Regions from separate parts of the Homo sapiens genome. Here region 1 is linked to region 2. Evidence: read pairs that join two places in POLR2A ChIA-PET (ENCODE). Cell type or tissue: PC-3. All regions are shown on one strand. Links, peaks and the distances in the headings refer to the core of each region. The heading gives the core; the rest is flanking DNA.

The links. ChIA-PET counts read pairs that join two places held together with the same protein. Peaks named below come from ENCODE experiments on the same cell type or tissue, not always from the same donor. Only the 100,000 strongest peaks of a DNase experiment are listed, where the experiment ranks them.
Region 1: POLR2A ChIA-PET joins it to region 2 with 5 read pairs; 1 of 35 experiments calls an interaction of 5 or more read pairs at or near these places.

What each region holds. Positions count from the first base shown.
Region 1 is chr2:200,394,889-200,406,532 of GRCh38, forward strand. All of the region lies in intron 3 of SPATS2L (spermatogenesis associated serine rich 2 like), which reads left to right. It overlaps LOC101927741 (a long non-coding RNA gene), which reads right to left. Exons shown (of 7, transcript XR_007088047.1): 7 at 1,767-10,488. Among named protein-coding and RNA genes, the nearest start is that of SPATS2L, 94 kb to the left of the region's middle. RefSeq lists an enhancer at 10,472-11,644. In PC-3, for the core only: no CTCF peak of the experiment used is centred there; a DNase peak (open chromatin) is centred at 4,343; H3K4me3 peaks cover 296 bases; H3K27ac peaks cover 2,005 bases.
Region 2 is chr2:200,943,508-200,955,151 of GRCh38, forward strand. ORC2 (origin recognition complex subunit 2) reads right to left here. Exons shown (of 18, transcript NM_006190.5): 5 at 6,047-6,136. Among named protein-coding and RNA genes, the nearest start is that of ORC2, 14 kb to the right of the region's middle. In PC-3, for the core only: no CTCF peak of the experiment used is centred there; a DNase peak (open chromatin) is centred at 1,484; H3K27ac peaks cover 1,450 bases.

The DNA.
Region 1 (11,644 bases), core at 3,095-5,594, 550 kb before region 2:
TTGCTGAGTAACCGGTCATATCCTGCTGCATGAAATAAAAAAATAAAGGGAGAAAAAAATTCCCCAAATGTCACTCTGTGAAGGTGAGCTATCAGAACAAAATCTTTGGGCTAATCTGATCTTATATTTAGGGCATACTCATTTTTTAATAGCTTCTTTTCTAAATAATGTATTTTTAAAGAAATTGAATACTAGAAATTTATAGATGATTTCAGTGTACAGCTTAATAGTCACTGTTAGATTATTTCTGTGTAAAATATGTGGGTACCAAGGTAAATTAGATTTATAAATGTTTAAATAATTTTAACTGAATAAGAAAGGATTATTAGAACTGGTATAGACAAAATAGAAATTTTAGTCAGATATTTTTAATGCATTCCCATAAATCAGTTTAAATAGAATACAATTCAGCAGTAAAACTTGGTGATGGAAAGTAAAGAAGATCTTTGTAAATGGGGTTAATAGTTGCAAAGTGTCCAATTATGCACTGATAACTAATTCCAATGAGTGACCTCTAAGCCACTTTAGAGGACCCAGTACACTTGGGAAGTGATCTCCAACAAGGTAAGGCTGTGGAAAGAGTGTGGAGTTTGGAGACAGAAGTCAGAGATTATTAGTTGAGCACCCTGAAATAAGCCACTTAACTTTTCTGGGCCTCAATTTCCTAATCTGTAAATTGGACATGATAATAAAATCTGCCTCACAAAGTCATCAAGTACAATAATAAATGTAGAGCTGCTTTATGAGCTCTTAACGATATAAACTAGAAAGAATCTGGGGGAGCTTATCTGTTTATTTCACAATTAAAAAATGGAAAAAGAGCTCTAGTTAATTAACATTTTTGTTTGAGGCCTGGCATGGTGGCTCACACCTGCACTTTGGGAGGCCAAGGCAGGCAGATCACCTGAGGTTAGGAGATCGAGACCAGCCTGGCCAACATGGCGAAACCCCGTCTCTACTAAAAATACAAAAATTAGCTGGGAGTGGTGGTGGACACCTATAATCCCAACTCCTTGGGAGGCTGAGGCAGGAGAATCTCTTGAACCCAGGGAGCAGATGTTGCAGTGAGTGGAGAGCATGCTACTTCACTCCAGCCTGGGCAAAAGAGTGAGACTCGATCTGGAAAAAAAAAAAAAAAAAAAAAAATATATATATATATATATATATATATATATATATTTTCCCATAGAACCAAGATTGGAAAGAAAAAGTAAAAAGACCAAATGAGAAAAAGAACATAAAAGCGAACTTGACTTTTTCAAACGTTTATAGCTATTGCTGAGCCTACAAAAAATAAGTGAGACTAGACAATACGATGATATGGAAATGGGGAACAGCTCAGTCTATAATGTCATCGCTGAGCTGCGCCACTCACTGTGAATAGCTTTTAGAACTGTTACAGTTATAGAGGTAAATTGGTTTATAAACAATAATTGTGTAGAATCATTCAAATAAAAAACAAGGAATAGTAAAAAGGAGAAAAGTCTCTTGTCCAGAGAGGTGACATATTCAATGTCTCTGCAGATGATGGAGATAGAAGGTGTTCATGTCTGTGTGTCGTGGTGTCTGTCCCCAACGGATGAGCAGATTTTTAATTATTTTTGAATAAATATGTACTATTTTATTATTTTTTCTTGTAACTCTCTTGATCTGCATTTTACAGAGTAGTGACATATAGTTCAAATCTTTATGTGGGGTGGAGTATGGTCAGAAAAATCCAAGCATTTGATTAGAGAGAGTACAGAAGAAACCCATCATTATGCATCTTTAAAACATTAACTCCATTTAATAGATAACTCGCTTCATGGGATTTGACACAAGTTTTAATGCTAAGTAGTTGTTTTGAAAGTGCAAACCATGGAAGCTTTGGGGAAAAATTTGCAGGAGTGTAGAAGTCAATTTAGTCCAACCCTTGGATTCAAACAAGAACACAAGCCACACAGCTTTCAGATTTCACCATGAAACAGGTTCTTGTCATCATTTTCTCATAGGAAAGGGTCATTAAATTTCCCATTAACAGAAAGGAGAAACATTGACAATAGTTGTTGCCTAATGCTTATGTACAGAACTGCTGTTACTGTTGCTTGGCAACTAGAAGAGATTTGACAAGGAGTCTAAAGGAACTGAATGAATAAATGGAAATGTCAGCCTCAGTTTCAGGGGATAAGAAGAAATTTACTATTGTAGGATTAGCATCGCATTGCTTTTTCCAGGCTACATGATCGGAATTCACAGTGTTTCTCTCCTGCTTCTCCTGCCTCTCCACCCCCACTCCTTCCAGTCTTTCCTGGTAGCCCCTGTGCACTGCAGCTGAGAGGTATATATAAGATAGATGGTTAATGCTAAAGAATACAAGAGCATGTCGAAAATGAAACCCTGTGGCAGCAGGAAGAAGTAACTTCTATTCACAATCCCTTGGGATTTATAGGTAGTTTACCAACATTCTAGTTATTTCTCACCATGATCCTTCGTATTAAATTATTCAGTTTTTACGGAGAAGAAAATGACAATGTTGGAAGGCTGTAACAATGGTTCCTTCTCTCCTAACCTTGTACACTGGAAATCTGTTCGGATAGATTAGACAGACAGGTAGACAGACAAACAGATAGATGCATAAACTCAGACCTTAAAATTGTTATTGTTTGTATTATTATTAAAACCACATTTTCTCTGTAAATCATTGCTCCTTAACTTGATTATAAGCTCCTAGTGGACTTTTGATTTATTTGTGTACTTATCCTATAGTAATATATTATTATATAATAATAATATCATAGACTTTGTGCCCCCCAAATATTGGCTAATTAATCAGTGTTAAATAATTTAGCCACTATTGTCTAATGGTAATTCTCAACTCATAGGGAGGAAGAAGGAAGTGGGACATGCTTCCTGGGTCTAGGGCAAGTATTAGAATGTCAGTGGGGGAAAAGATAGGTATAATTAGAAAAAAAAACCCACATATTTGTTTTCTTTTGAGTCATCCAAGAGACAGATGCCAAGATGAGATGGGATTAAAAGAGATGGGGAAGAGGGTAGGCAGCCAGAGCAGGCAGGGAGAGGCTTTAGACTTCCATGCAAATCTGATAGCTTGAAAGAAGAGGGAGAAGAAAGGAAAATCGAGCAGAGAATGTCTCAAACTTACAATGCAGTATTGAATTTCGGCAGGCTGATGAGGAGTGTTTAGGCCAACGTTGCCCACTGGGGGAATGTTCAGAAATGAGCTTTCACGAGTCCCCAGCCTCCTCAGCTGTTAACTAGCAACCTCCTGGGGGGAGTGTGGCTGGGGTGCAAATGCACTGGGGGACCCAAGAGGAGTGGCAGCTAGGCTGTCAGTCAACTGTGTTGATTTCCGTAGCTGCCACAATACCTCAGAGTGTAACAAAATACATATGTATATATTTAAAAAGGAAATTGGAATACCTATTTTGGAATTCAACTATATGAGAAAAGCTTGAGATTTTTATGTTTATTGAAAAGAATAAATTAAAAGTTTGGGAGCCATCATTCTAAAGTAAATAGTAAATTAAAATGCAAACTCTAGAATTTCCCATCCTTTAGCAAACCAAGTCATACTGTCACTAGTATGGGAAGTCTTCTCAACTTCTAGGGTGAACAATGATTCAGTAATCTTATTCTCCATTAAAAGTATACTTTGTTTCAAACCACATTATAAAGTAACAAAGGGACATCATTATACTGAAAAACTGTCCTTTGTGTACAATGTGTATACATTGTATTTATTCACTTGGCTTCAATGTTTTAATCTGCCAAACGATGGGAGTTCATGTAGATGAACTCCAAAATCCTTTGCAGCTCTATCATTGGATGAACCTGTGGTCTTTCCCACCTCCTACGCACTGGCACTGTGAAAGACCAAAAGGGAGACTGTGCTGCGGATCAGAGAACATGGGCACCAACCTGAGTCCTGATACAAACTGGATGCCTCAGGTTGAACTTAGCACGTAACCTCTCAGTATGTCAGTTTCTTATAAAATAACGGAACCTGATCGAACCATCTTAAAGGTCCATGTGTGGTTCACTGGCATAACATTTCTGATGCCCTCCTGTCTTAGGGATGCTTCGGAACTCTGCTTCTCAATCCTTGAAGGTAATTATCAAAAATATATTGAAATGATGATTTAGGATCAATTATATAACTTAATGTTTTTCTTTCTTTTTAAAAACATTATGCTAAGCACATTTAACATGAAATTTACCCTCTTATTGTGTTTTTAAATGTACAATACAATGTTGTTAGTCATAGGGACAGTGCCTCTAGAGCTTACTCATCTTGCATAACTGAAATTTCATACCCATTGAACAGCAGTTCTCCATTTCCTCCTCCTTCCAGGCCCTGGAAACCACCATCCTACTCCCTGCTTCTATGAGTTTGACTATTTTACATGCTTCATATGAGGGGAGTCGTGTAGTATTTGTCCTGTGCTGGGCTGATTCCACTTAGCATAGCATCCTCAAGATTCATCAGTGTTGTCATGTTGTTGCACATTGCAGGGTTTCCTTTTGTAAGGCTAAATAATATTCCACTGTGTATATATACCACATTCTTTATCCACTCATCTTCCGATGGACAATTGTAGTTTTTAAAATTTTTAGTGGCTCAAATTGTAATTTCAGGAATTTGGCAAATGCTGACTAGTTTTAATTCTTTTTTACTGCCTTTAGAGGAAAAGCAAACAAATAAACTCATAAAATCATTGGGAAAACAAGATCTGGCCAATCAGATGATAATTTTGACTGGTGTTCAAATCATCATGCTCTTTTTTAATTGATCAAACCTGTTAAAATGAAAAATGATATGTAGGTGAACAAATAAACTCCCCTCAAAGAGAGAGAGTGTGCTTCTAGTTTCCATGGTGTTTAAATCATCGGCTTCCTCTACACCACAGTGAAGAAATATCCAAGGTTAATATAATTTAGAGATTAACCCAACTCCCTTATTCTGGTATTGACTAAAAAATAATTAACTCCTTTATTCTGGTATTGGTTAAAGGGTAATAGTGACTTATACCTTTATGGTACTCTTTATCTGAAAAGTTCTGTGAATGAGCAGGAAAAAAAAATCCCTCAGGGAGAGTGAATGTCAATAATTACCATTTCCCCCCTCCAAGTGGAGACTTTAAATTGCAAAGAAAATGAGAAGAAAGATTTTACTGAATATTCTAAGTTAGAAGCAGAAGATTAAAGTGTCTTAGTATTCTACTCTGATTAAAATACCAAAAACAAAATGCCAAAAACAAAATGCCTTGAATGAAGATAACATTTTTTTGTCCTCAGTAATAAATTAAAGTATAGAATTCATCAGTGATAGTGGCTAGACAGAATATTTACCTAAGTCCTAATACCATGTAGGTATAACCAGCTGGCTGAAAACAGACCTCCAGTGGACTCAAGGACTCAGTGTACCCTAAAATTATGTGCAAGTCTAACTGGTAGTTCTGGGAAAATATGAGAAGAATCAAGAGCAATTATAGAAAACATGTAGGTATATACTGAATATATGCTAACTAAATGGATGAAATGAGATATGTATTAAGCTCATTGCTTGTTTAAACGTAGATCAAAGAGACTGTTGCTAACAATGATTTGAGAGTTATATGTATATATTTAAACTTCCCAGTGTCAGATTAAAAATCAAAATTCTGATATAAAAAGTTGATCATGGACTAAATTTAAAGATTTAAAATACTTTAGTTCATTTTAATTTTACTTTTTTGTGTGTGGGAGACTGAAGTTTTATTATTACTCAAATCAGTCTCCAATTTTACTATTTTTTTTAGATAGGAGAGAAGTCCATTTGAATATCTCTTACTCTATAAGTCATCAGCTCATTTCTAGGAATTAAAGAAGTTGTATTTAACAGAAACTATCAATTTTCATTTAGTATTATTGTAACTGTTAAATAAATTTGCTTTTTTTCCAAATGTTCAGTGACTTGACAAAGTATAGACGAAGAATTGGTAAAAAGAAATCTGGGTTGTTGATTTCATTATCTTTAACTATTTGAAGCCAACTGTATTTTTCAAAGAGACAACAATAGTATCTTCCCCCATTAAAAGATGGAGCCTGCCTCTCCCCTTAAAACTGGGCAGACTTTTGTAGCTGGTTGATCAGTATAGTAGGAAGGAAAAGACTTCCAAAGCCAGGTGATTCTGCTACTTCTTCACCAGGTGGGATATTGCAGTGGCTCTCTGGGCTGCCATGTAAACAGTCTGACTGTTCCACCATGCTTCAAGGAAGCCCAGACTAGCCCATCAACACAGACCACTTGGAGAAACCTTGAGACTGCACAAGGAGAGAGAGGCTCAGACACACCCCATCTGCAGCAGCATCCCTCCCCACCCACCATCCATCTCCATGAGAGACCCTGAGGCAGACTGCTCCACCAAATTCCTCCCTAATTCCTAAGCCACAGAAATAGTGAAAAATAGATTGTTGTTCTGAGCCACAAAATTTTGGACACTTGTTATGCAGCAGTGGATACCTGGGATGGATACCCTCTTACAGAGAGAGAGCGTGCCCTCTCGAAGAGTTTTGCTTTACAGAAAGTAAAACTGTTCTAAACTAGAACTGGTATTTTTGAAATTATAATATTACATAAATAATGGAAAGGGGTGGGTGCGTAGTGAGTACACTCAGGTAAATGAGTTGACAGGTGAGCAGTTACACTTAAAAAGAGATCTGTCCTGTGCCACCTTCTCTCCTTTGCCTCATCCACTGTCCCTTACCTATCTATGACTTTCATGATTTCTCACTCACGGTTCTCAATTCTGGATGGATATTAGAGTCCCTGGGAAATTTTTTTTTTAAGGAATGCCAAGTCCCAGATTTGATATCTGGAGTGGGGCTCAGGTTTAGCTATGTTTTGAAAATTCACCAAGTAATTCCAGTTTGCAGCCAGGGTTGAGACTCAGTTTGATGCTGATGGTGCCAAAATCTCTATCCCTGGCTCAGTTCTTTTCTGGAGCTCCAGATTTACAGATTCAGCTGCCTCTTAGATATCTGGACATGGATGTCTCACAGGCTCCCAAAAGAGTAAAGCTACCACCACTGGTCCCTTCTCAGGAAATGACCCCACCAGCCACATAGACAATCAAGCCAGAAACCAAGGAATCACCCATGTGCCTTCATCTTCCCCATTCCCTGCATCTAGTTAAATGCAAATCAATTGCTTCCTCCCAAGAAATTTGTGAGTCTTTTTCTACACTGCCCCATCTTGGTCCATTTTCTCTCCCCTGGACAGTATTAGAATCCTAACAGGAATCCATTTGATCTCCTCCAACACATTCACAAAGAAACTGGAATGACCTTTAATATACAAGCATCATGTTCCTCCCCTGAGTAAAGCTCTTCAATGGCTTGCCCTTAGAATAAGCCTCAAAATTATAAGTCTTCCAGGGCCTTGCCCACTTTTGCTTTGTGCCTTTCTTCTCCAGCATCACCCACAGTCCCCCTCCTTTTCATACTTAATGCTCCAGCAATCTTTGACCTTCATTCCTTTGAGCATGTTCTTCCAGTCACTCAGTCCTATCTCTTCATAGACGTTGTGCCCTCTTCCTGGAATGTTCCACCTTCCCTCCCATTCCCCTGGCCTAACTATAGTGCTACTAACCCATCATTCTCGGTTTAAGCTAACTTCAGTCCTTGGAGGGGGCTTCCCTTACTCTCTAGACTAGGACAGGTCCCCTGTTATAGATGCCAGAGCATCCTTACTGCTTCTTCTATAACATTCATCAAACATTTGCCTTCCTAGACTATAAACCCCAATGCATCTGTCACTGCTGCAGTCCAGCTTCTGAGTCTGTGCATTGTGACTGACTGAAGAAATGAATGAACCAGGTATTAAAAGATTAATTTCAACTTTGAGGGAAGTTTTTATGGTAATACTCTAGCCTCTGTACTTGGCCATGGCCTACACAAAATTCAAATAACAAATCTAAGATATAGAGGATGTCAACTGATTTTTAAAATGATACAAAATTGGAAGGAATGGCTGAAACATTCCTGTTTATCATGGGGCAAAATGCAAGGTTCTAAAACATAACAGTTGGCTGGAGTGATATGTCAGAACTTACATATTGAAATTTAAGAAAGATGAATATAAAATCCTACCTTTGTGTTCTAGTCATTGCACAAGTAAAGGCCCGGGGACACTTGTCTCAAACTCAACGGAAGGAGAGTCAGTAGCAAGTAACCTGCATTTGACCTAGTGATTAATTAATGTGGCTCCTAAAATTGCTGATGCCACCTTAGACTCCCTTAATGGATAAACGGGGCCCAACCAAGGCAGGTGCAGGTCTCACAGTCCTCTGCTCTAATCCAACCACTTCTGGAGCAATGTGCTTCTCTTATAGCAACATATTTTAACAGGATATGCTCAGGTGAGCTTGATCAGATAGTAAAAACTTAGGAGGCACAGCTTATGAAAAATTGCAGAAGAGCACGTTTACTCTATAAAGATGGAATTGTGGAGAACACTTTAGTTCTTTTTAAAAAGCAAAGGGCTGGACTGCAGAAAAGGGGTTATACTTACACACCAGCAAGCAGCACTGGGACCACATACTGGCAATGTCTAACATCCCTTCTCTGAGCATGTCCTTATCATTGACCTCTCTCATCTTCTAATTCTCTTTAACATCTGTTCTTTCTTGTCCCTTAGCCTTTCTCTAGTGTTCCAATTCATCCTCCCCCTTCATAGACCACAGATGCCTTCATCAGACACCTTAGTGATACTCAGCCCCTATGTTTCTGAGCCCTAAAATCTACCACTACATTTCTTACAGTTCAGTTTGTAACTATGGATGATTGCTTTGCTCCTGCTTCTGGCTTGTTGAGAATTGCTGGGGAAAGCCATGCCGATCGGCACCGTAACAGATCTGTGCAGTCCAGCACCATGGACCCACAGGCCTGCTCAGCATTCCATCATTCATCAAGGTCATTTCCTATCTCATTTCCATAAGGGCAGCTCTAAACCTTTCTCCACTTTTTAAGCCCCAAAGCGAATTCTAAAACTCTCACGCAGAGGAATGGTTTCCATAAATTTTCCCCTTCACAATCTGAAATTTTTATTATGTCTTCACTCTCACTTCTCCTTTTCTCCTTTCTCTGAATTCTTAGAAAAACAGAAGAACCTCCCTTCCATTCCACATGGGTTTTGATGACGTTTCTCTTATTTCCAGTGGAAGCTTGTTTCATAATTTATCTCCTCTCTTCCCCTCTTCTAATTCTTTCTCACTGCCATCTCCTTCCCTCTATCAGTGAACACGCTCAGCACTTTGGGGAGATTAATTGTGCAATGACTGTTTTAAGACAGATTGGAGAGAGGAGAAACCAAGCCAGAGAATCCCATTAGGAGGCCTTTTCCAGAGTCCAGGTGAAAGATAGGGGAACCTGTCTGGGTTAATGAAAGAAAGAATAGGGAGCAGGTAAGATTCAGAGAGAACGTTGTTACCAGAATGATGTGCTAGTTATTTATGACTTTGCCTTATTTTCCTTACTCTTTTGTCAGCTCGTTGGATGCAAAGATTGTGTGAGATTCATTTCACTTTCCCTCACAAAATGTGGCTTGAATGAGTGAATGGCTAGAATTCCCCCAAACCTTTGTGGAGAGGGTTGCCATCTGGAAGGTATATTTTTTTAAAAGGTAATAGTTGGTGGGATAGGGAAAGACATCTCCTTATAAGGAGGGAGGAAGAGAAGTGTAGGCCTTTGTTTCTCAAAGTGTGGTCCATTGCATTCATTTCCAGTTGCTGCTGTAACAAACTGCCACAACTTCAGCAGCTTAAAACAACACACATTGATTATCTTCTAGTTCTGGAGGTCAGAAGTCCGAATGGGTCTCATTGGGCTGAACTCAAGGTACTGGTTCTGGAGCCCTGGGGAGAATACTCTTCCTTGCATTTTCTAGCTGTTAGAAGCTGCCTGCATTCCTTGGTTCGTGGCCCCCTTTCATCTTCAAACCCGGAGAGGCTGGCCAAGCCTTTCTCTCATTGCATCACTGTCCCATTGACTCTCTTCCATCTCCATCAAATTATAAGGACCCTTGTGATTATACTGGACCCACTGAGATAATCCGGGATGATCTCCCCATTTGAAGGTCAGCTAATTAGCAACCTCAATTCCATCTGCAAATTCAGTTTGCCATGTAACCTAACATGTTAACAGGTTCCAGGGGATAAGGCCATGGACGTCTTTGAGGGGCCATTATTCTGCCCACCACATCCCTGGACAAGCAGCATTTACATCAGCTGGGAGCTGATTAGAAATGTAGAATTCAGGACCCACCCCAAGCCTCTGAATCAGAATCTTCATCCCAATCAGATCCCCAGGTGATCAGAATATATTTTAAAGTTTGAGAAGCCACAACTAGAATGTTTCTAAGATCCTCTCCACTTTTACTTCCCATAATTCTATAAAAACTGCATTTTTTTCCATCTTCAAATCTGCATTATTCTTTCTCTTCCTGGTTTCCTGCCAAAAAAAAAAAAAGTTAGTTTTGATTTGTACCCCTGGTGTTAATTCCCCAAAAGTCAGCCAAGTAGAACATGACAGCACCTCATGCATATTTTTTGCTGGCAGGAAGTAGATGTTAGAAAAGGCAATTAAATTATGGAATTATCCATGATGTGAAGGTACTGGTCTGCAAAGAGTATTTTCTTCCCCAAGAAAATTCATAGGAAAACTACCTCCATTACTGTGTAGATAATATTAGTGGCCCAGCAAGTGAAGCAAAGCATACACAGATGAGCTGTTTTTAAGGCATCTCTGAATGGCTCAGCATTTGAGAAATGTGACCAAAGCTGATTATAAAACTCCTTTCAAAGTTGCAGGAACGGCAAACCCATAAATAACTCCAGTTCCCATTGGTGTGAGGAGGAGGTTGCTGGCTGCTTGATTGCTGTCCTTATCATAGGGGATAAGGTTAAGCTCACCTCCAAGATTGCAAGCTTCTCAAGGAAAGAGCCAGCCATATGCTCTGCCTGGCACCCAGGAGGCACTCCATACATTTTGGGCTTGAATCCATTAAGCTTTTTAATAGTGTGTAATACTTAATTCTTAATTAGAGATGCACTTAAAAATGGATAAATAAAACTAGAATATGTCAGTAACCATCTTACTAGACTCCCTGCTTCCTTTTACTCATTCAGTGAGTCATCCCTTTTACAAACATTTATGAATCATCTACTGAATGCCACCCATTGTTCTAGACCCTGTGGATATAAAGATATGCTCCCTGTCAGTAGAGCAGGAAGTCACATAAGTAAATAATGGTGGCAATGTCAATGCTGGAAGAAGTGTGTGAGCAAAGGTCTCAGGCCTCTCTTCTCCCAGCTGTCATGTACATTCTAATGGGACTTATATTTAAAATCTTCCTTTTCTCACCTTTGCCAATCGGGATTATTTAGCTTTATTATTTTTATTTCCAGCCCCGGCTATTAATGTTGCCTCCAGGCACACCATACTTGCTCTAGAAAATGAAACCCTCTCAAACTAGCACAAGTTTAAAAAAAAAAAAAAAAAAGAGGTTATTATTATAAAGGTCTGGCAGCGTCTCATGAGACTTCAGGAAAAGTTAAAGGAGCAGGAAGGAGAGAAAGTGAGGCAGTTGCAAGTCCAGCCTCTCTTC
Region 2 (11,644 bases), core at 42-2,541:
TGAAGAAACAGATTTACCTTTTCCAAGTTAACTCTCACACTGGGACACTGTTCACTGAGAAAAAGGGCACATACCAAATTAACTGCTTTTTTGCTTTTTTTCTCTAAATGGAGAAGGTGTAGTTAAATTTGTACAAGTGAAAGCCATTTTACTGGCTCCTAAACCTTTCTAACCTGCCCCCATTTTTATCCTCCAGTCTTGAAACTGACCCAAAATACTCATAACAATCTCTACAAATGAATTGGCTGCTTCTTCTTCCTTAATCCCTTCGGTCTTCTATATGATTCACTAAGTTTTTTTTTTTTTTTTAATCTTCCCTTGATATTAATTCCTCCATTTGAGTCTTATGACATTATCCTGGTTCCCAAGCTACTGGTTGTGGTTATTTCATCTCTTCTTCACTGTCCTCAGCCTCCTCAACATTCTAGGCATACTTAAGGCTCAGTCCTTGCTCTTCTCTTTATGTCATTTTTGGATTAAAGGCTGATTCACAGGATAGGGAAAAAACTTCATATGAAAAGAAGCAACAAAAGCAACTTAGCTGAGATCATTTTGGTGTTATACTGAAACATAAAAATGCTCCACCTGATTTTAAATAACTATTAAACTACAAAGGAGCCAGGGAGAAAAGAATAAAAAGGAAGAATTGAAGAGGATTAAGAACAAGATAGTCTCTTTTTTTTTGAGATAGAGTCTTGCTCTGTCGCCCAGGCTGGAGTGCAGTGGTGCGATCTCAGCTCACTGCACCCTCTGCCTCCCAGGTTCAAGCAGTTATCCAGCCTCAGCCTCCTGAGTAGCTGGGATTACACATGTGTGCCATCATGCCCACCTAATTTTTTGTATTTTTAGTAGAGCGGGGGTTTCACCATGCTGGCCAGGCTAGTCTCAAACTCCTGACCTCGTGATCTGCCTGCCTTGGCCTCCCAAAGTGCTGGGATTACAGGTGTGAGCCACCGCGCCCGGCTAAGATAGTCATTTTTGTGAGCACACAGAGATAGGCAGACATTCCAACACCTCTTGGATGACTCAACATGTCTAATAAGCACCAGGCACAATGCCTAGTACAAGTACCTGTCGCCCAGGAGTACACTGGCGTGATCATGGCTCACTGCAGCCTTGACCTCCTGGGCCCAAGCAATCCTCCCACCTCAAACTCCCAAATAGCTGAGACCACAGGCGTGCGCCACTATGCCTAGCTAATTTTTAAATTTTTGTAGAGACTGGGTCTTCCTATGTTGCTCAGGCTGGTTTCAAACTCCTGGCCTCAAGTTCTCCTCCCGCCTCGGCCTCTCAAAGTGCTAAGATTACAAGCATGAGTCACCACGCCCAGCGGTGAATCACTATTTAACACATAACTTTGTGTTTAGTTATGACTATGAATGGCAAAAAGTTACAGTGTTTCTTTATGTCAGGGGTCAGCAAGCTATAAGTCTATGGGGCCAAACCCAGCCTTTCCACTTGTTTTAAGTACAGCTTTATGTAGCCACACCATCCATACGTATTGTCTGTGGCTGCTTTTCAGCTACAACAGCCAAGTTCAGTAGTCACAACAGAGACTGTCTAGCTCACAGAGCTGAAAATATTTACTGTCTGGCCCTTTACAGAAAAAGCTGGCTGACCTTTGCTCTGTATTAATCATCTACATGCACACTTTCAATGCATGTGTACAGTTTTTATTCTTTTCTTGCTCCTATGTCATATTTGTTTTTGATGATATTAAATGAAATGTAATGGCATGGCTGTTGACTCTATTAATAGAAAATTAGACCTGGACATGGTGGCTCAAGCCTATAATCCCAGCACTTTGGGAGACCGAGGTGGGTGGATCACTTGAGTCTAGGAGTTCGAGACCAGACTGGGCAACATGAAGAAACCCTGTCTCTACAAAAGAATAGAAAAATTAGCCAGGTGTGGTGGCGTGTGACTTTAGCCCGAGCTAAAGGGACACTGAGGAAAGGAAGCTGAGGCAGGAAAATTGCTTGAGCCTAGGACATGGAAGTTGCAGCAAGCCAAGATTACACCACACGTTCCAGCCGGGGCAATACAGTGAGACCCTTAAAAAAAATTATGATATTATTTGTGGGCTTGCAAAAAAAAATAGGGCATAAATTTTGTATCTTTATATTCATTATTCTATTAATTCATCTGTATTGTATTTTACACAATAAACTGGTCTCTGTCTAATGATAGCTTTAGATTAGTCTATTATCTGGTCCTATCTAACCAATCTATTTTCTAATTTTTTTAAAAAGATACTTATTTTCTTTTACCTCATTTATATTTATCTGCTCCTCTGTTGATGAACATTTAGCTTGATTCCATATCCTGGATATTGCAAAATAATACTGCAATGAACACGGGAGTGCAGATATCTCTTCGACATACTCATTTCATACCCTTTGGGTATATATCTAGTAGTGGGATTGCTGGATCTCAATCTATTTTTAATTTACCCATTTATTTCTCCAGCCTGACTGAACTCCTCACTTTCTTCTCTACCTGGTACTTCTACTTTTGCTCTTTTGTTTACATTTATTTTCTTACTCTAGATACATTCTCTGTATTTTACAAAGCCTTCCTATCTAACTTATAGTCTATTTCTAGCCCTATATCTTGGTTAGCCCAATTATATGAAAATCTATTTTTTTTTTTAATTTTTTTTTATAGAGACAAGGTCTCACTAGGTTGCACGGGCTGGTCTCAAACTCCTGGGCTTAAGTGATCCTCTTACCTTTTCCTCTCAAAGTGTTGGGATTATAGGTGTGAGCTACCATGCCTGGACAAAATCATCATTTATACTCAGAATAACATATGATTTTCTGGCAGATCATGTTATTTATTAAATATTAAGGCATTCTATTTTACTGATATATTTAGATGTAAACACAATTAGCAACAATACTTAATGAGTCAATGAAATTCATTAAAGAGCATCATAACTAAACAAAGATTATAGAAAGTCTGATCAGTCTGTTAAACTGCGTTCCTGAAATTTCATGGTCATAATAATAAAGACGAAATATCTATAAAACTATCTTCTCATGACTTTAAAATGTGTATTTCTTTCAGATATGATGACAGAAATGCGCAGAATGAGGATAATATTCCAGTTTTATGCAGTGCTTACAAATACAACACATTATCATCTTTAAGTTATGAGCATGCTAATTCTCCAAATGGAGAACTACTACTTGATTACTCCTGTGAGTTCTATTTCACTTTACAATAATAATTCTCCTCTTTCTCCAGTGGTATTTCTTTGTCCTGCACCATTGTCCTAGGGTTTCATTTTGGTCTTGCTGTCTACTTTATCTTTCTAATTATTACATCAGCATTTCTTCTCTGGTTTCTCAGTGCTCCTATACAGGATTCAGTCATTTTTATAGATTTAAAAACTTAATTTCTTGTTTTTTCAGATGGAGTCTCTTTCTGTCACCCAGGCTGGAGTGCAGTGGTGCAATCTTGGCTCACTGCAACCTCCACGTTCTGGGTTCAAGTGATTCTCCTGCCTCAGCCTCCCAGGTAGCCAGAATTACAGGTGTGTGCCACCACACCCAGCTAATTTTTGTATTTTTAGTAGAGCTGGGTTTCACCATGTTGGCCAGGCTGGTCTTGAACTCCTGACCTCAAGTGATCCACCTACCTCGGCCTCCCAAAGTGCTGGGATTACAGGAGCGAGCCACCGCGACCAACCAAAAAAACTTAATTTCTTGATGTAGATAATAAATACTAAGAAACACATCAATTAATGTAAATTATTGTATGTACCATGTTATGTTCAAAATCAGTAATGTATTTAATGTTACACATTTTAGAAAAACTAAACTGATTTTGGCAACTGATTAACTTATATTCAGAAATACAGGTTTTATAATTACTTCTCATATATTCCTCATCAGTGTCAACATTTAACATATTTTATTTTTACTTGACCTTGAATGTTTACATGTGTCATTGGCTACAGTGATTGAATAAAAACAAACCACTGAAGAAATATCCATAGGTGTTTTATAATTATACGTTATAAGCCCTCTTTTTCAACTATTACATTTACCAGGTGGATAATTATTATACTTTTGTTCCTGACTTTTTGGTATTTCCAAACTTTGTATTTATATACCTTTATAATTTTCAAAGTGCTTTCACATATATTATTTCCCTTCCTTACTGCTTTCAAAAATGATGACCCCCTCATACCACAAGATCGAAATACAGTGCCATCTGATTTTTTTGTTTTTGTTTTTTTGAGACAGGGTTTCACTCTGTCACCCAGGCTGGAGTGTAGTGGTGTGATCATGGCTCACTGCAACCTTGAACCCCTAGGCTCAAGTCATCCTCCTGCTTCAGCCTCCCAAGTAGCTGGGACTATAGGCATGTACCACCATGCCTGGCTAATTTTTTAATTTTCTTTTTTTTTTTGAGACTGAGTCTCGCTCTGTCGCCCAGGCTGGAGTGCAGTGGCGCGATCTCGGCTCACTGCAAGCTCCGCCTCCCGGGTTCACGCCATTCTCCTGCCTCAACCTCCCGAGTAGCTGGGACTACAGTCGCCCGCCACCACGCCTGGCTAATTTTTTTTTTTGTATTTTTAGTAGAGACGGGGTTTCACTGTGTTAGCCAGGATGGTCTCGATCTTCTGACCTTGTGATCCACCTGCCTCGGCCTCCCAAAGTGCTGGGATTACAGGCGTGAGCCACTGCACCCAGCCTAATTTTTAAATTTTCTGTAGAGACAGGGTTTCGCTATGTTGCCCAGGCTGGTACTGAACTACTGGCCTCAAGCGATCCTCCTGTCTTGGCCACCCAAAGTGCTGAGATTACAGGCATGAGCTACCATGCCTGGCCTGAATTTTGAAAAATAATTGACAGTTTAATTTTAAGGTTATATGTAATTTATTACAGCTTAGTTCTCTGAAAATCAGCAACTGAAGTGTTAATTGGTATAGGTGGTAACTCAAGTAAGAAAAATGTTAGAAGACCATTACTAATAACTTTATATAAGCATTTTTCTGTAATATAAACAACATTTTTCCATATACAGGGTAAAACTCTGGGTTTTTTTGTTTGTTTGTTTTTTGAGATGGAGTCTTGTTCTGTCACCCAGGCTGGAGTGCAATGGCACAATCTCGGCTCACTGCAACCTCTGCCTCCCAGGTTCAAGTGATTCTCCTGCCTCAGCCTCCTGGATAGCTAGGACTACAGGCACGTGCCACCACGCCTGGCTCATTTTTCGTATTTTTAGTAGAGACGGGGTTTTACCATGTTAGCCAGGCTGGTCTCAAACTCTTGACCTCAAGGGATCTGCCTGCCTCCTGCCTCAGCTTCCCAAAGTGCTGGGATTACAGCCGTGAGCAACCATGCCCAGCAAAACTCTTATTTATTAATCAATTCAGAATATCTCTATGTGATTCTCACTTGTTACTTCAAAAAAATTTGTGAAGAAACTAAGCTATGGCCGGGCATGGTGACTCATGCCTGTAATCCCAGCACTTTGGGAAGCCGAGGTGGGTGGATCACTTGAGGTTTGGAGTTTGAGACCAACCTGGCCAACATGGTGAAACCCCTTCTCTACTAAAAATACAAAAAAATTAGCCGGGTGTGGTGGAGCACACCTGTAGTCTCAGCTACTCAGGAGGCTGAGGCAGGAGAATTGCTTGAACCCAGGAGGTGGAGGTTGCAGTGAGCCGAGATTGCACCACTGCACTCCAGCTTGGGCAACAGAGTGAGACTCCACCTTTAAAAAAAAAAAAAAAGAAACTAAGCTACATATTTTGGAGAGGACTAAAGAAAAACAAAGACTGTGCACATACTACAAGAAGCTTATAATCTAGCTGAAAACAGAAGACATCTGAGCATGAAAAAAACAAATGAACTTAATTGTGCTTAATATAACATCCTTCTTTTAGGGAACGTCTCATTATTCCCTAAACCATAGGGAATCTCTCTTCATTCTTTTAGGAAATGTAGTGGTATAATAATCATGGGGAATGTGGTTAAATCTACCTTAGGAAAGATGAGTAATAGTTATAGAAATCAGAAAAGCAACATACCTAATTTAGCCATCTTTTCAGAGTGTTTTCTATTCTGAAAAGAATAAACTTTATTTCCACCACCTGTAGCAGAGCCATTTTTCAATGATTCTGAAAGAAAAAAATGCAATATACATTTAGGAAAAAAGAACAAAATTAACAGAAAAAAATTTTAACAAAAAAACTTAAGATTTGTACCCCTCATAGCCTTGCATAAAGATTTAACTATATTTATATATAAAATATTTGGAAATACATAGTAAAGAAAACAGGCTATGAAACTGTTTATATAAGTTTTAACATGCTATTCAAAGATACACAGACATCTATGTAAAAATACAAAACCATAGCAAAACCCCAGATTAGAGGGATATGCATTCAATTCCTAGTAACAGTTGTCCCTGGGAAGGGAGGACTAAAGGGAGTTTTTTGGTTATATTTATTTTCTGAAGCAAAGATGAAAAGTACAATTGTTGAGGTTGAGATTTAAACAGCTGTTTTATGGTAGAAGCTTTCTTGGCCGGGCGCAGTGGCTCACACCTGTAATCCCAGCACTTTGGGAGGCTGAGCCAGGTGATCACGAGGTCAGGAGATTGAGAGCATCCTGGCTAACACAGTGAAACCTCGTCTCTACTGAAAATACAAAAAATTAGCCGGGCATGGGGGCACATGCCTGTAGTTCCAGCTACTCAGGAGGCTGAGGCAGAAGAATTGCTTGAACCTGGGAGGCAGAGGTTGCGGTGAGCAGAGATTGTGCCACTGCACTCCAGCCTCGGTGATAAAGTGATAAAGTATCAAAAAAAAAAGCTTTCTTCACAGATCCTGACTTAACTGACATTCTTCAATCTCCTCTTTAAATATCAACTGCTACCTACAACACAGTGAACATTCATTTCTAGTATCCTACTTTCTATCACAGCAATTTCCAACATGTGGCCTGAGGGTTGCTAGGATCCCTGAGGTCAAAATTACTTCGTAATAATACTAAGACATTAATTAACTTTTGACTCTCAAACAAGAGTGTACAGTGAGGTATGCCAGAGACGACATGATGTGATAACAAGTTACCATATTGACTAATGGAATGCGTGAAGAAGAAAATCCAGTTGCCTTCAATGAAGCCAGACATTAAAAATAGAAAACAATGCCCTCCTCATTAAGTTATTGAAAGTTGTTTTCATTTAAATATATGTAATTTTTGTCAATACTTAATGGATTTATTAGAAAATGGTGTCAAACTTTCCAAAGTGTGTGCTCATCCTCCTTATTAAGCTTTCCTAGTGATCTGTATTTCCACCAACGCTTGGTTTTATCCAAACTCCTTAATCTTTGTCAAACAATGGGTATAAACTGAAGAGAGGCGTCTTAAATTTGTATTTCCTTAATCATTAATGACACTGAACATTTTTTTACAGGTTTCTTCTCAGAAAAAATATCTTCTTTACGCTGTGGCTTGTCTTTACACTCTTTTTATGGTGTCATTTGAAGGAAAGTGCTGGTTTCTTATAAAATAGACTTTACACTAGTCTTTTTACTGTCTCCACAGTTTTGCATTTTCCAGAATGTCATATAGTTGGAATCATACAGTATGTAGCCTTTTCAGATTGGCTTATTTCACTTAGTAACATACTTTTAAGGTCCTTTCATATCTTGTTCATGGCTTGATAGCTCTTTTTTATTTAAGTGCTGAATACTCCATGGTCAGGATGTGCCAGTTTGTTCATCCATTCATCTACTGAACGACCTCTTTGTTGCTTCCAAGTTTTGGCCATTGTGAATGAAATTGCTATAAAGGTCCACCTGCAGGTTTTTGTGTGGACATAAGTATTCAACTCATTTGGGTAAATACTAAGAAACATAACTACTGGATTATATAGTTAGAGTATGTTGAGTTTCATAAGCAGCAGCACAGCTGTTTTTCATGGGGCTGCACCATTTTGCATTAACTAGAGATAAATGAGTTCTTGCTGCTCCACATCCTAATCAGTATTTGGTGGTATTCGTGTTTTGGATTTTGGCTATTCTAATAGGTGTATAGTGGTATCTCATTTTGTTTTAATTTGCAATTCCCTAATGATATGATATTGAGCATATTTTCATATGCTTATTGGCCATCTGTTTATTTTCCTTGGTAATAAAGAATAAAAATAGATGGCAAATAAGCATATGGTATCTGTTCAAATACCTATTTGCCTATTTTTTAATTAAATTGTTTTCTTATTGCTGAATTTTAAAAGCTCTTTGTATATTTTGGATTAAAAGTCCTTTATCAGACATGTCTTCTGCAACATTTTCTTCTAGTCTGTAGTCTTCTCACTTTCTTGAGAAACAATGAATTTTAATTAGTTGAATTTGTCAATCTTTTCTTTTGATTACATATTTTCTAAGAAAACTTTCTGTAATCAAGACCAAAACCATATTCTCTTATATTTTTGTCTAAAAGCATTTACAATTTGCTTTTCATGTTTAAATAATTAAGGTAATTAATCTGTTTATAAAGGGAGGTAGAGGGCCTTTTTTTTAAAATGGGAATATACAATTGTCCCATCACCATTTACTGACCAGTTCATCACTAGCCCAGTGATCTGCAATGCTACTTCTACAGTATATCTAGTTTTCATATATGCACAAATCTATTTATGGAGAACTTGTTACTGCAATGATAGAACTACAACTAGAATATATAATTAGAATATAGAATGTATAACTATATATTTATATAATTTATTTATTTATTTATTTTTTGAGACGGAGTCTCACTCTGTCGCCCAGGCTGGAGTGCAGTGGCACGATCTAGGCTCACTGCAAGCTCTGCCTCCTGGGTTCATGCCATTCTCCTGCCTCCACCTCCCGAGTAGCTGGGACTACAGTCGCCCGCCACCACACCCGGCTAATTTTTTTTGTATTTTTAGTAGGGACAGGGTTTCACTGTGTTAGCCAGGATGGTCTCGATCTCCTGACCTCATGATCCACCCACCTTGGCCTCCCAAAGTGCTGGGATTACAGGCATGAGCCACCGCGCCCGGCCTATATAATTTATTTTTGTCTGAATGTCAAATATAGACAAAATATAAACTTGAAAAAGTTATTAACTAAAACAACTGGTTTTAAATAAGGTGAGAATGAGAAACTGTAAAAGATTTAAGAGAAAATTTGAGAAACATGAAAGCCTACTACACTCAGATAGCATCAAAAGTATCATTAAGTTATCAGTTTATTGGAAGAAAATGAAACTGGAAAATTCCAGTTGATGCATTATGGATATGATAGCTTAAAAATTAAAAAAAAAAAAAGCAGGCTGGGCATAATTGCTTACACCTCTAATCTCAGCACTTTGGATAGGCTGAGGCTGGCAGATCACTTGAGCCTAGGGGTTTGAGACCAGCCTGGTCAACATGGTGAGACTCCACCTCTACAAAATATACAAAAACTAGCCAGGCATGGTGGTCCGCACCTGTAGTTGCAGCTACTCAGGAGGCTTAGGTGGGAGGATCACCTGAGCCCAGGGAGGCTAAGGTTGCAGTGAGCCTTGATTGTGCCACTGCACTCCAGCCTAGGTGACAGAGTGAGACCCTGTCTCAAAAAAAAAAAAAAAAAAAAAGGCAATACTGTTCAACCAGCTGATCTCCAACAAACTTACATTCAAAGACTCAAGTCCTACATCAAAATCAATCACTACTGCATTAGTTACACTAATAAAAAGTTACAAACAATCCAAAAGTATAATATAGAAAACCACACATTATTTATATATTAGAATGCAATACTACTAGCTATTACAGTTCTTTTTGTCCGAAGACTGACCTCTGAGAATTTAACGATATGTTAAATTTAAAAGAAAATAAAACCACCGCCTCATATCCATTAAAAGGGCTACTGTTTTTTTTTTTTTTTAAAAAAGGAAATAGGTGTTGGTAAGAACGTGGAGAAATTGGAACCCTTGTACACTGTAGGTTGATATGTAAAATGGTGCAGCCACTGTGCAAAAAGTATGGTGGTTCCTTAAAAAATTAAAAATAGAATTAGCACATGATCCAGCATTTCCACTTATGGGTATAAACCCCAAAGAATTGAATGCAGGGTCACAAAGAGGTATTTGTACACCCATGTTCATAGCAGCATCATTCGCAATACCCAAAAGGTTGAAGCAACCCAAGTGTCCATCTACAGATGAATAAATTTCAGTTTTGTACAATGAGAAAAGTTTGGGAGATTGGTTACAAATGGTGTGAATGTACCTAATGCCACTGAACCCATACACTTTAAAAATGGTTCAGATGCTAAGCTTTTTTGTGTGTGTATGAGATAAATTCTTGCTCTGTCACCCATGCTAGTGTGCAATGGTGTGATTGTGGCTCACTGCAGCCTCAACCTCCTGGGCTCCAGTGATCCTCCCACTTCAGCCTTCTGAGCAGCTAGGACTACAGGTGCATGCCACCACGCCCAGCTAATTTTTGTATGTTTTTTGTAGAGATGGGATTTGGGATTTCTTTCTTTCTTTTTCTTTTTTTTTTTTTGAGATGGATTTTCACTCTTGTTGCCCAGGCTGAAGTGCAATGGTGTGACCTTGGCTCATTGCAACCTCCATCTCCCGGGTTCAAGCGATTTTCCTGCCTCAGCCTCCCGAGTAGCTGAGATTACAGGCACCCACCACCACGCCCAGCTAATTTTTTGTATTTTTAGTAGAGACACGGTTTCGCCATGTTGGCCAGGCTGGTCTTGAATTCCCGTCCTCAGGCGATCCACCCGCCTTGGCCTCCCAAAGTGCTGAGATTACAGGCATGAGCCACTGCACCTGGCCAAAACTAAGTCTTTAGGAAAATGTAACTATGATTAAATAGTGTAATCTGTATAAACTTTAGGAGGATATTTGGCAATACATGTCAAAACTCTTATTGTAGAAGAATGTCTAATGACAGAGTAATGTATATATGATACATTATTAATTGCAAAAAGTCTATTTATAAACGTAATGGTGCAAGCTTATGTGTGCCCATGCATGTATGAACAGACAGAAGATACACACTGAAATGTTAACGGTTCCACGTTCTCTAAAGCAGGCATTCTTGACAGGTACAATACATCTCCCAATTGGGTAAAACTGGATCTTGGCACAGGAGGGAGTGTGGAAAAAAGACTTTGACATTATTAATATAATAGTCTGTGGCCCTCCAAAGCGTCACAGTACATAAACAGATATACAGCATATATGTAGTACTGAAATTTTTAGGGTGGGAAAAAGTGATTAGGAGAAAATGTCTAAAAAGGCTAATTAGGGGTCAATAATTTTAAAAAGGTTGAAAAACATAGGGCATGATGCCAAAAAATAAGGCAAAGTTCCCCAGTGTGAGGAATGAATGAATGAATGAATGAATAAATAAATAAATAAATAAATAAATAAATAAATGGTATGGGTTTCATATGTGCTGAGTACTGATTCTCTCAGGCCTTTGAGGATGCCAATCAAGGCCAGTAGCAGGGGTAGGGTTAGGGCCCTGGGGTATTTGTCCTTGGTCTGCAGCATCCTCTTCTATTTATTCCATTGTGCCTCCAAATATCATTTGCTGTGAGTGCTGTTATGTGAGAAAGGTTGGAAGCACTGAATTTCTACAACAAACA